Regions from separate parts of the Homo sapiens genome. Here region 1 is linked to region 2. The links are chromatin contacts, found by Hi-C or POLR2A ChIA-PET in ENCODE. All regions are on one chromosome and are shown on one strand. The core of a region is the stretch at or near the end of the contact, and the rest is flanking DNA. Distances in the headings are between cores, read along the strand shown.

Evidence for each region. A loop is a pair of places that touch in the nucleus more often than their neighbours do. ChIA-PET counts read pairs that join two places held with the same protein, here RNA polymerase II (POLR2A). Pooled maps may share reads with other maps.
Region 1: a pooled map shows a loop between it and region 2 (4-fold over the local background). The contact joins two enhancer-like sites. A Hi-C loop is called at or near these places in 3 of 50 pooled maps. POLR2A ChIA-PET finds 5 or more read pairs at or near these places in 3 of 52 experiments (CD4-positive, alpha-beta T cell, activated T-cell and activated naive CD4-positive, alpha-beta T cell).

The regions. Positions count from the first base shown.
Region 1 is chr2:227,513,687-227,520,096 of GRCh38, forward strand. It overlaps AGFG1 (ArfGAP with FG repeats 1), which reads left to right. Exons shown (of 13, transcript NM_004504.5): 3 at 6,262-6,377. Among named protein-coding and RNA genes, the nearest start is that of AGFG1, 45 kb to the left of the region's middle. Within about 2 kb of position 3,650, at least 8 of the 41 ENCODE cell types and tissues checked have a DNase peak (open chromatin) inside an H3K27ac peak, as active enhancers do.
Region 2 is chr2:227,364,983-227,372,130 of GRCh38, forward strand. It overlaps TM4SF20 (transmembrane 4 L six family member 20), which reads right to left. Exons shown (of 4, transcript NM_024795.4): 2 at 5,933-5,998; 3 at 1,111-1,262. Among named protein-coding and RNA genes, the nearest start is that of TM4SF20, 11 kb to the right of the region's middle. RefSeq lists an enhancer at 5,592-6,791. Within about 2 kb of position 2,150, at least 8 of the 41 ENCODE cell types and tissues checked have a DNase peak (open chromatin) inside an H3K27ac peak, as active enhancers do.

The DNA.
Region 1 (6,410 bases), core at 2,400-4,899, 150 kb after region 2:
GCCATCCATTTCTATAGTAACTGACTGATAAAATATGCTTTAACATGTTTTAGATTCTGTCAGTGTCTGTTATGATTCCAATTATAGAGTGGATTAGGACTAAGGGAAAAAATTATCAATTTTATGAATTTATTCTGTTGTCTGGTGTGATTTTATTTTTAGTTCTTCCATAATATCTGGCTTTGAGTATTGCCAGTTTATTGAACACTTAATATGGCACAGCCCATTATTTGAAGCATTATGGGGAATCCAAAAGTAAATGAGACACATGCTCCGTGATTCTACTACTAGGCAGTTTGGAATGAGTTTCCTGTGAGAGCTACAAAATGCTAGAAGTTCAGAGGAGGGAGAGTGCTCTGTCAAGACCACTATGATTGTGTCTGCAGCAGGAATGAAGGGAGATCTACAGCTTCCTGTATTTTCCTGGTAAGACCACCCTTCCCAGTCATTGCTTATTTCATCACTCCATAGCCCATCACTGCAAACCACTTAAGAGACCAGGCCCAAAAGTAATATAACTAATACAATTTTTTTTGTTGTTTTTTGAGACAGTCTTGCTCTGTCACCCAGGCTGGAGTACAGTGGCACGATCTCAGCTCACTGCACCTTCTGCCTCCCGGGCTCAAGCAATTCTCCTGCCTCAGCCTTCTGAGTAGCTGGAATTACAGGTGCATGCCACCATGCCCGGCTTATTTTTTTGTGTGTGTTCTTAGTAGAGACGGGGTTTCACCATTTCGTCCAGGCTGGTCTTTACCTCCTGACCCCGCAAAGTGCTGGGATTATAGACGTGAGCCACTGCACCTGGCCAAACTAATACTATTTAAAGTTTATATACCTGTTCCCAGTACAAAACATATATTAATTTACTTAACTCTAAACCTCCCTATGAAATAGGTTATATTATTATTTGCATTTTACAGATAAATGTTAACTTGCTCAAGTCAAATAGCAGCATACAGAGTTGGAATTCAAACTCATGCAGTCTGATTCCCTTGTCCAAGCTCATTAACTACCATAACCATCACATTATTCTACAATTAGAATTGATTATTCACCTCCCCCAAAAGAGACCATCAAAACCAATTCCATTGTTGCATATAATTCCTTGTTTTAGGTGTCATTCTTGCTCCTCAGTGCTGTTTTTAGCCCCTCACCCCCACTTTTAATGTCAATAGATTTTATCACTTGCTGCATCTTCTTGTTGCAGTCATACCAGTCGGTCTCCCTCATTCAGTATTTATTTATTTATTTAGAGACAGGGTCTCACTGTATGACACCCAGGATGGAGTAGAGTGGTATGATCAAGGGTGACTGCAACCTCTACTTGCCAGGCTCAGGTGATTCTCTCACCTCAGCCTCCCGAGTAGCTGGGACTACACATGCACCACCATGCTCAGTGAATTTTTATATTTTTTGTAGAGACTGTATTTTGCCATGTTGCCCAGGCTGGTCTTGAATTCCTGGGCTCAAGCAATCCATCCGTTTGGGCCTCGCAAAGTGCTGGGATTACAGGAGTGAGCCATCGTATTCAGCCCCCTCATTCATTTTAGGTACTGTTTTTATTCTCACTAGTGTTAATCATTTTGGCAATTCCAGTATCCACGTAGATATCTGCATGGCCCTCTGAATTCCTTGACCTCCAGTGATCCTTCATACTACTTTAGACCTTTTATTGATTGATAACTGTATCACCTCCCAGATTTCAGTTTCAAGCATCCAGCTCTCTGACCACCACTGATTCTCTCTTCCTGGCTTACTCTAATACTGGAGCCAACAATTTTGGGACAATCATCAGCATCTCTATTCCTTCATTTCACTAAATCCCTTTGTTATCCGTCTTCCTCCTGATGTCTTTATTTTTCTTAGCTTAGATTCCATGGTCTGTTAATATAATCACCTTTTTCCAACTTCTGTCATATTCTGCTTGATTAAACCAATATTCTACCTACTTTTACCTAAATAGCCAGATAAAGCTGGAGAAAAAAAGCCTTCGGACTAGTTTCACTTTATATATTGATGGCCACAAGTCTTCAGTGCTTCCTAGTTAGTTCATTCTCTCCCTTTTTTCCCAACCTTGAAACCCCCTTTTTTCAGTTGATGGTGTTTATTTTAGTAAAAAACCAAAACAAGCAGAAAAGAGACTTTATACTCTATCAGCAAATCTAGATGCCTGAAATAGCAATGTTAGTAGAATGTTGGGAGCAGAATGCAACCTTTCAGGGACTAAACTGTGAGTAGGTCATAAGGAATTAGAGATTGATGTTTTCCCAGGTGTGTCACTGAAACACTGTCTGTGTTAAATGAATCTTACCCCGTAATAGGCTTACTGGCTAAATTTGGGAGATGCTGAAAGCTGTGTATAGTTTGAATCTCTCTTTCCCTCTCTCTCTGGTGTTCTGATACAGAGGCAAGGAAAGATGAATAAAATTACAGGTAGAAAGTAAGTTTCCATCTGGTGGCCTAGATGTTACTAAAGCATTGGTTTTCAAACTTTAGCCCACTTCAGAATAACCTGGAGGACTTGATAAAACAGATTGCTGGGTTCTACCTAGAGGGACTGATTTCACATGTCTTGGGTTGCTCCTGAAAATTTGCATTTCCAACAAGTTCTTAGTTGACACTGATGTTGCTTGCTGATTTACGGAACTGGGAATCACATATTGAGAGTTACTTCACTTGAGTAAGAATTCAACTGTCAAGAGTGTTAAGATTGGTTAGGATTTTGATCTATAAATATAGGAAATAGCTGCTGTGGGGCAATATAATAGGAAATTAGAGCCGATTAATAACTTTGAGGGACTTTGACAGTGAGACAGTTTGAATTTGTAGAGGACTCAAGCAGCTATTTTTAATGACTTTTTTCTCTAGCAGTGTGACCTTCCAGAGAGCAGGAACAGAACCACAGCAGTTAGTAAACAATTTTGAGGGAATCCTGCAGGCTGCTTATGTCAAATAGTTTATCATCAAGCACTCCATCTTTGCTTTGCGTTACGAGTGCCAAGATGGCAGCTCTATGATCTGTCTGCCCTTAGCCCATCTGCTTCATTTTATTTATTTATTTGTATGCTTATTATTTATTCATTTATTGATTTTAGTTTTAAAAGTGGTATGTGGCAGAGGTTTTGGAATATAGTAAAGTGTCCATCAAATACAGTCAATAGTTTCATGGCTTTGGGTAAATAACTACCCTGTCTCTTGTTTTCTCATTTGGGAAGTTTTAAAATAGAAGAATGAAAAACTTCCAGGCCTCCCTTTATGAATGTAACTGATAAATCTTTAAAAATCTTAAAGAATTACATTTTGGGAGAATCATTAGTTAGGTTTCTGCCTGAGGAGAGTCCCATGTAGTTCTTTGTAAGTGGCTAAATATTGGACAAGCTGGGTCTCTTAAAGGTCTGTAGTATTTCTGGCAGTAAGTTGTACTAATGTTCCTGGATGTCTGTACTTCTCAGGCGTTGCCAGTGAAATGTTTTCATAATGGATTGTGCCTTACTCTAGTTCTCACTCGTTTTAACTGTCACTTCCTAAATGACTTTATAGTATCTGTACTGAGCCTGGAATAGGAAGGAACCACAAGAAATATATATATAGACAGACAGACACGGAGTCTCACTCTGTCATCAGGCTGGAGTGCAGTGGCGCAATCTCGGCTCACTGCAACCTCTGACTCCCGGGTTCAAGCGATTCTCCTGCTTCAGCTTCTGGAGTAGCTGGGGTTACAGGCATGCGCCACCATGCCCAGCTATTTGTTTTTTCTGTATTTTTAGTAGAGGTGGGGTTTCACCATGTTGGCCATGATGGTCTCGATCTCCTGACCTCATGATCCGCCTGCCTTGGCCTCCCATAGTGCTGGGATTACAGGCGTGAGCCACCACGCCCGACCCACAAGAAATGTTTTGAAACAGATTTGGGGACATGATAGGAAAGGAGAAGGGCAAGTCCTTTCTCCTAACCTTTCTCTTATTTCTCCCATACCCAGTTCAGTGAGCAGGTAAGATTGAGAAGTACGCTTTTCCTTCCCTGATTTCTTAAATACTTGTCAGGGTTTTTGAAACCAGATACTATGCTCTTTTCATAGTGTCGTAATTGCTTATTCTTTAGAATAATGTATTTTGGAAACTCGTGGACTTGTTTTTGATAATTTTGCTGAGGAATAGTTGATAACTTGGATATTTAAACTGATAACGTGTACATACTTAAAGTGTACAATTTGATGAGTTTTGACATTTGTATGTATCATGAAACCACTACCACAATAACAAGATAGCATATATTTTCATTGTGCAACCCTTTGTAATGAATCCACTGATCTGCTTTTCATCGCTGTAGACTGGTTTACATTAAAAATTTAAATGAATGGAAATATGCAGTATATACGTTTTGGTGGGGGGGTGCACATGTTTCTTTCAGCATAATCTTGAGGTTTATTCATGTTTCTTGTATTAATGGTTTTCTCCTTTTAATTGCTGAATAATGTTCTTCTTTGGATATTCTCCCATTTGTTTATTCACTTGTTTATGAACAATTGGGTGATTTCCAGTTTGGGGTTATTATCAGTAAAGCTGCTACAAATATTTATGTACAGTCTGAGTGTGGAAAAGTGCTTTTATTTTTCTTGAATAAATACCTAGAAGTAGAATGGCTACATCATATGCTAGGTCTATGTTTAACTCTTGAGAAACTGCCAAATGTTTTCCAAAGTGCTTACACCATTTTACATTCTAAAGAATTCCGGTTGTTCCACATTGTTACCAACACATGATGCAGTCACACTTTGTTTTCGGCTTTTCTAGTAGTATATGCATGTCTGTCTTGTGGAGTCTCAGTGTCTTTTTTTTTTTTTTTTTTTTTTTAAAGACAGAGTTTTGCTCTTGTCGCCCAGGCTGGAGTGCAATGACATGATCTTGGCTCACTGCAACCTCCCCTTCCTGGGTTCAAGCCATTCTTCTGACTCAGCCTCCTGAGTAGCTGGGATTACAGGCATGCACCACTACGCCTGGCTAATTTTTTTGTATTTTTAGTAGAGATGGGGTTTCACCATTTTGGCCAGTCTAGTCCCGAACTCCTGACCTCAGGTGATCCGCCTGCACCCGGCCTCAGTGTCATTTTAATTTGCATTTTATGCATGACTAATGATAGTGGGCTGCTGATATCTTTGGTGAAGTGTTTGTTCAGACCTTTTGCCCCCGCTTTAAACAAGTGTTGGCTGGGCATGGTGGCTCGCGCCTGTAATCCCAGCACTTTGGGAGGCTGAGGCGGGCAGATCGCTTGAGCTCATGAGTTCGAGACCAGCCTGGGCAACATGGTGAAACACCATCTCTACAAAAAATACAAAAAATTAGCCACCTGTGGTGCTGCACTCCTGTAGTCCCAGCTTACTCAGGAGGCTGAAGTGGGAGGATGGCTTGAGCCTGGGAGGCAATAAGCTGAGATTGCACCACTGCACTCCATCCTGGGTGATAGAGACAGACCTTTTCTCAAACAAACAAAAACCAAAACAAGTGTTGGGTTATCTGTCTTTTATAATTGAGTTGTAGGAATTCTTTATATATTCCAGTTTCAAGTTCTTATACATTTTACAAATACTTTTGATCAGTTGGTGTCTTGATTTTTGTACTTTTTAAGTTTTTTTGAAGAATAGTTTTTTATTTTGATGAAGTCTGCTTTATCAGTTTTTCTCTTTATAGTTCTTTTTGTGCTATTTTATTTCATTTCTCTTTTGGTTTTTCTGAAAGTTAAATATCTCAGATTCTCATTTTTTAGCTATTGGACCAAAAATGCATAGGAGACAGCTATAAAGCTAATAGTGTGTTTGCCTTATATTTGTGTTTATTGTTACAATTTTAAAGTGTTTATGATTCTAGTATTTTTGTTTGTTCTTTTTGGTTTTTTAGACTTGCTAAAGGGCCTGTGAAATAGCCATTGGTTCAGTTCCTTTGTTTTGTAAGGGAACTGAGCAGGTTACATGACTTTGCTAATGGTGAAGTTTATGATTATGCCAAGACTGAAAAGACCCCAGGTCCTCTGAAATCCCACTTCACTCTTCATTTCCCCTTTTTAATGATTTTGTTGCTAAAATTTTACTGCATACTGCAACATATTAAAAATAAATTTAGTTCCTGTTTATTAGTATCCTCATTGAAAGCATATTATTAAAATTATTATGTAGATTAGCTTCCTGAAAGAATCATAGTATCCCCTTAAAATTTCATTAAGTGAAGATGTTGAATTTAACATATATTTTTTTAATTCTTTCCAAAGGTCTGTAAACAGATTTGGCTAGGATTATTTGATGATAGATCTTCAGCAATTCCAGACTTCAGGGATCCACAAAAAGTGAAAGAGTTTCTACAAGAAAAGTATGAAAAGAAAAGATGGTGAGTGAAGAGTTTGTATGTAGAATAAAGCCT
Region 2 (7,148 bases), core at 900-3,399:
TCACTGCAACCTCCGCCTCCTGGGTTCCAGCAATTCTCCCGCCTCAGCCTCCTGAGTAGCTGGGACTAGAGGCGCGTGCCACCACGCCTGGCTCATTTTTGTATTTTCAGTAGTGATGCAGTTTCACCATGTTGACCAGGCTGATCTCAAACTCCTGACCTCAAGCGATCCACCTGCCTTGGTCTCCCAAAGTGCTGGGATTACAGGCGTGAGCCGCTGTGCCTGGCCTTCCTTGGGTTTTGGTTCAAAACAAATATGCTACACAAAATTTGAGGGACTTTCTTTTTTAATGTAGCAAGGTAAGGGAAAAGGAGAAAAAATTTTTTGTATGTAACTACAAAAGTAAATTCTGGTTATTTGCTAAACTGAGCAGGCTATACAGAGAGGTAATGGATTAGATAGTTTTTTTCTTCCAGTTTTTACAAATTGTGTCTAGATTCAGTCACAGAATGATGTACTTAAAAGACTAAAATGAGCCACTTATTAAGTACATGTAACTCTCCAGTATTACTTGTTATTACATGACTTAAAATTTGGATTCATTCCCATGCATACAGTATATTTATAGCATATCTGTATGAATCCATTGGTTGCTCTTCCATTTAAGCCTACAGGCAAGGCTCTGCATTTTATTTATTGTGTTTTTATTAAATTTTTTAAATTGTAAATGTAATATTTGCTCATGGTTGACAAATTTAATTAGTTCAGAAGTGTAGAAAGTAAATGTTCTCTTCACTCTCATAAAGGGAATCCCCTATTTCCATTCTCCAAGGATGAAAGTTAAGTTTCTGGTGTATATTTGCATAATTTTTTAATATACATACACATATGTAACTGTAGATTTTTGAAAGACAAGCATAAGCCATTTGAGATCAACTAGTCCTTTTAGACAATATCTAAAAGTCCTTTTAGAGCATTGTAAATCTAATGATTCCTCCATTTTGATGTGGAGTTGTGCTAACTGGCGTTAATGTACTAAAATTCCTAAGAATCCGTTTGTCCCGGCAGTTGCATCAAATAAAAACATGGCATTGTTCCAGTACTGCATTAATCTAATCAAACTAGTTCAACTGTGTGAGACAGTAAGCCTGTGAAAATCAAGTTACTTACCTGATGTTTTTCAATGAAAATTCACAATTGGCATTACTGTTGCTTGGAGAATTACACATGAGAGGACCTTTTAAGAGAGCCTGGATGGATATCAGCATGCAATACAGAGCACCAATGACTGTGATCACACTGAAAAGTGATGAAAGAAACATCTGAAAAATAAAATAGAGCCATTTGCACATGTTATGACATGTTCTTGATCTGTTTCAAGCTTCAGGAGCGTATACAGTCTTTTTTAAATCCAGTCGCCCTAAAATCCTGGATCTTAAGATCACAGTTTATTAGGTGTGAATGATACAAAAAGGCAGAGGGCAGTCTCTGCTATTTGATTACACTCAATAAAAGATGGTTGGGGCTGGGCATGGTGGCTCACACCTGTAATCTCAGCACTGTGGGAGGCCAAGGTGGGTGGATCACCTGAGGTCAGGAGTTCAAGACCAGCCTGGCCAACATGGCAAAACCCCCTCTCTACTAAAAATACAAAAACTTAGCCAGGCTTGGTGGTGGATGCCTGTGATCCCAGCTACTTGGGAGGCTAAGGCAGGAGAATCGCTTGAACCCGGGAGGCAGTCATCCGAGATCGTGCCATTGCACTCCTGCTGGGTGACAGAGCAAGACTCTGTCAAAAAAAAAAAAAAAAAAAAAAAAAAAAAAAAAAAAAAAAGATGGTTTGGCTTGTCACTGTCTCTGGAAAATCTCAACTTTCATATTCCTGAGTCTCATCTGTTTCTTCTGACCACTGAGATCTAGTTCCTCCCTGTTTTATGTACTTCCTACTTCATAGAATCTTGACTGGATCTTAACTACGTTTATCTTCATGTCTGGTCTCTTGGCTCGCAAGCGTTTGGCCCTGATGCTTTAAGTGAATTTGGCCCTGATGCTTTAAGTGGCCAGTGGCCAGCATCCCACAGTGATCAGTCAACAGCATAGAGTTAGAACAGGACTTCCCAACCTCAGCACCAATGACATTTGCACACTTCGCTGTGGGGCCTTTCCTGTGCAGTGTAGGATATTTAGCAACATCACTCATCTCTACCCACTAGATGCCAATATCATCCCCCGACGCCTTGCCACCTCCAGCCCGGTTCTGACAACCAAAAATGTCTCCAGGCATTGCCAAATATCCTCTTGGGGTGGAGGTGGGTGGGTAAAATAACCCGCCGGTTGAGAGCCACTGTGTTAGAAAGATTGTACACATCTTTATTTCGTGAGTCAGTCATGAGAGCAGAAGAAGGCATGGAATTTGGCATAGGAAACTGAATGAAAGTTCGTGTTTGTTTTTCCAAAAATAAGCTCTTAGGCCAGGCACAGTGGCTCATGCCTGTAGTCCCAGCACTTTGGGAGGCCAAGGAGGGTAGATTGCTTGAGCCCAGGAGTTCGAGACTAGCCTGGGCAACGTAGTAAGAGCCCATCTCTAAAAGAAAAAAAAAAGAAGGAAACTTTTGTATTGTTTCAGTGAAGTTGTTAGTCACTGATGATTATTTCAAAATCAGCAGAAATGAAGCGAGGGAATGCTTTTCCTTTTTCTTTGCTGGGATAATGCAGCTCCCACAGGGTCTGTGTGTTGTGTTCTTGAGACCTGCCTTTTATGAGTGCAGAATAAGGTGGCTACCTATAGAGTTGTGTTGAGGGATGTTGTGCTCTACATATATCATCTCATTTAATTCTTTTCATAATCCCAAGAGGTAGATACTATTATTATTTCCATTTTATAGATGAGAAAACTGTGTATCATGGAGATGGACAAAACTTGTCAGGCTCTCACAGCTGGGAAACACTTTAATCACTATTCTTCTTCCAGCCAAAAGTTCAGAATGATGGATTTGGAGTCTACTTCAAATCCTGATTCTTCCATGCTACTGTGACTTGTGCAGTTACTTAAATGTACTCATCAAGAAGTGCCATGGTGTTTATTTTTAACCATCTATTTTTTTTTTTTTTTTTTTTTGGAGACGGAGTCTCGCTGTGTCGCCCAGGCTGGAGTGCAGTGGCATGATCTCGGCTCACTGCAAGCTCCGCCTCCCGGGTTCACGCCATTCTCCTGCCTCAGCCTCCTGAGTAGCTGGGACTACAGGCACCCGCCACCACGCCCGGCTAATTTTTTGTATTTTTAGTAGAGATGGGGTTTCACCCTGTTAACCAGGATGGTCTCCATCTCCTGACCTTGTGATCCGCCCGCCTCAGCCTCCCAAAGTGCTGGGATTACAGGCGTGAGCCACCACGCCTGGCCGCCATCTATTATTTATATATATATATATATATAATTTTTTGTTTTTGAGACGGAGCCTTTCTTTGTTTCCCAGGATAGAGTGCAGTGGCGCTATCTGGGCTCACTGTAACCTCTGCCTCCTGGGTTCAAGAAATTCTCCTGCCTCAGCCTCCCAAGTAGCTGGGATTACAGATGCCCGCCACTACACCTGGCTAATTTTTTTATTTTTATTTTTTGTATTTTTAGTAGAGACAGGGTTTCACCATATTGGCCAGGCTGGTTTCAAACTCCTGAACTCAAGTGATCCGCCCACCTCAGCCTCCCAAAGTGCTGGGATTGCAGGCGTGAGCCACCGCACCCAGCCATATTATCTTTGAGTTCTCATCCCTACAAAAGGCCTGGCTTTAGAAAGTGATTCCAGGCATGTGTATTTCCCCTAAAGGGGATTCACTTAAATGATTCAGCAAAACCATTTTGTATTCAGAAGCAAAAATAAGAACTGGAAAAAGGGAAGAAGCAAAGAACAGTTAAAATAGGGGACAAGCCTTGGTCAACCCTTTCCCTTCCTCCCAAGATGTTGCCTTTGCCACTTGTCTCATGTTTTGGTCTTATCTAGGCCTCAAAGACACCAGATACGACATAAAAACCAGTTCTTAGAGGATACACCTATCGGAAAAGCCTATATAAGTGTTTTGATATTTTTGATTTCAGGAATTCAGAAATGTCTCAGGATGTCAAGAATGTTGTGAACACCACATAGAAAAGATACAAAGTCAAATTCCAAATTATTATCGTTTACAAAGAAAAGTGACAGGGAAGGGAAACTGAAAATTAGTGTTTATTGAATACCTAAAATGTATTCAGACAAAAATAGACTAGAACTAATTAGCATAATTATTGTAATCCTAGATAAATATCAAATGTCAGAAAAAGGGTAATTTTTAAAAATATGAATCTTCCATTATGGATAGAAATATCTGGTTTGTTTTTTTTAAGTAGTGGTTCTAACCCCTGGCCAAATTATCTTGAGTGCTTTTGAAAAATACTGATGCAGAATCTCTGGCGGCCACCCAGGCACTGGTATTTTTTTAAATCTCTTTAGATAATTCTAATATCCCCATCTGTCTTTTTTTTTTTTTTTTTTGAGAGAGTCTTACTCATCTGTTGCCCAGGCTGAAGTGCAGTGATGTGATCTCGGCTCACTGAAACCTTTGCCTCCTGGGTTCAAGAGATTCTCCTGCATCAACCTTCTGAGTATCTGGGATTACAGGCATGGGCCACCGTGCCCAGCTAATTTTTGTATTTTTAGTAGAGACGGGGTTTCACCATGTTGGCCAGGCTGGTCTTGAATTCTAGACCTCAAGTGATCCTCCCACCTCAGCCTCCCAAAGTGCTGTGAGCCACCGTGCCCAGCCTAATGTTCCCATCCATCTGAGAACCATTGCTCTGAAAGCTCAAGCTCAGCCAAGCAGATTTACTGTGACTGCTTGCTGTCAATCTACCCCTTCCACAGGGAATTGTGAGAGTCCTTATGTTGCTTAATAGCCATGTTCATGGTATAAAGATCATGAATTGTGGGGTGCTCCAGTGGGTTTGGATAAAAATCCACTTACTAGTGTGCTACACTGGCAAATTATTTACTTTCTCTGAGCGTCCATTCCTTCGTCAATCAAACACACTTCTTACTTTTTCCCACTTAAGGGTTTTGAGAGAATTAAATGAAACAGCATCTCTGAAAGTGTTCTGAGCAGAGTGACACTCCGGTTAATGAATCTTAATTTACTTTTAACTTCGTTACGACTTTATACATAGTGGGTAGGCATTAAATGTTTTGGGGGAAAAAAACCTGGCAGCTCCTTTAATTTAACTGGATAAAGGCAATTGTCATTCTAATCCTAGCAAACCAGTCTGTCATTGCATGAGAGAACTGAGTACATTTTCCCTGAGTATTTTATATACGCCACAAAAATATCACACCCGAGTATTATGAAATTGATTGCAGCTGTGGGCGTGACTTACCAATCTCCTTTCTTTGAAAACCTTTAGATTGAGGAAAGGACAATCCACGGAAGACTGAGGAAGGGACAGAAGGCCAACTCTAAATGTTTGTGGGACAAAAAAACCCGTCTCACTTTTTCTACTTCTATATAATCATCCTAAATAGCATGTTTCAGGCCAGGCGCAGTGGCTCAAACCTGTAATCCCAGCACTTTGGGAGGCCGAGGCGAGCAGATCACTCGAGGTCAGGAGTTTGAGACCAGCCTGACCAACATGTTGAAACCCCCATCTCTACTAAAAATACAAAAATTAGCTGGGCGTGATGGTGTGCACCTGTAGTCCCAGCTATTCAGGAGGCTGAGGCAGGAGAATTGCTTGATCCCGGGAGGCAGAAGTTTCAGTGAACCGAGATCGCACCACTGCACTCCAGTCTCAGCAACAGAGCAAGACCCTGTCTCTAAATAAATAAATAAAAATAGCATGTTTCTAAGGCTGTGGCTCTGTCAGTGGAGCCCCACTGTGATTCGGTAGATGCGAGTGACTCAGTGTGGCTTTGCTTAGGTAGCAATAACTGTTCATGCACTTCTGCTTCCACGCCGACTGCTTCATACTTACTCCAGTTCTGTTGTTGCAGCACGCTCTTTTTCTTGCTGTCAAGGACATTGTTGTTGCTGGAATGGCCTGGAAATGACATCAACAGGAAAGATGAGTATTATAACTTCTCATCAGAAGAAAAAATAGTAATCTTCACCTTCCGTTTACCACCAGTTGTGGGAAATCAAGGCTCAAAGAACAAAAAGGGAATTTGGCAATATCCGTGGTTTTGTGAACCTTGTCATCCCAGTTTCAACCAGAAAGATTAAAAGTGGCGGCGGGAACAGGGGAATTCAAGACAGGAGTTTTGAAGTCTTCTATCTACATTCTTAGTTCACTCTGAGTCATCTGCAGAGAATTGGATTTTAAATAGATTAGGATGACTTATTTATACATTATTTTTGGAAGAAATGTTTCTGAAAGAATTGGCTGCATCATCCAAACTCTGTTGTTTGTTTGTTTAAAGAGTAGGGGTCTCACTCTCTTACCCAGGCCAGAGTGCAGTGATACGAGCATAGCTCACTGTAGCCTTGAACTCCTGGGCTCAAATAATCCTCCTGCCTTAGCCTCCTGAGTAGCTAGGACCACAGGTGTAGACCACCACACCTGGCTAATTTTAAAAATATTTTTGTAGAAGCAAGATCTCACTCTGTTGCCCAGACTGGTCCTGAACTCCTGGCCTCAAGAAAACCTCCTGCCAAGAAAACTAAAGATGTGAGCCATTACGCCTGGCCCGATTTCCCAGAAATTGTATGGATTATTCTGGCAAACCTGCAGAAAAGAAATTGATGGTTTTGTTTGCCTGGCAGTTGGGAACAAATCATTCTGTCACCACCCACTCCCACTAGCCTTTCTTTTCCCAGGATCCCGGCTATCTTGCTGGTTTCCCCAAACTTATATTTGAGAATTATTTTTGGTTCCACGTTCTCCTTTCTCTTCCTATATCCATGATATGTAATGATCTCACTTTATATATTGATGCTCAGAAATCTATAGATCGCATTCTGCCTTCAGGGAAATACACGTTGCCAAGGAAAGCTGTAAGAAAGAACACCATATTCTCAGGACTTGGGTTTCAATTTTTAGTATATCTAGGCAGCAGCTACGACTAGAAATTCTTACTGGAAGGAGTTTTGTATCATTGAAGGGTGGAATGTAATTATTTCCTTCCGCTTGAGAAATTTTAGGCGTAGGTTTTTTTGCCATCTCAGCACAGCTGCCCTTGAGTGGTTTTTCT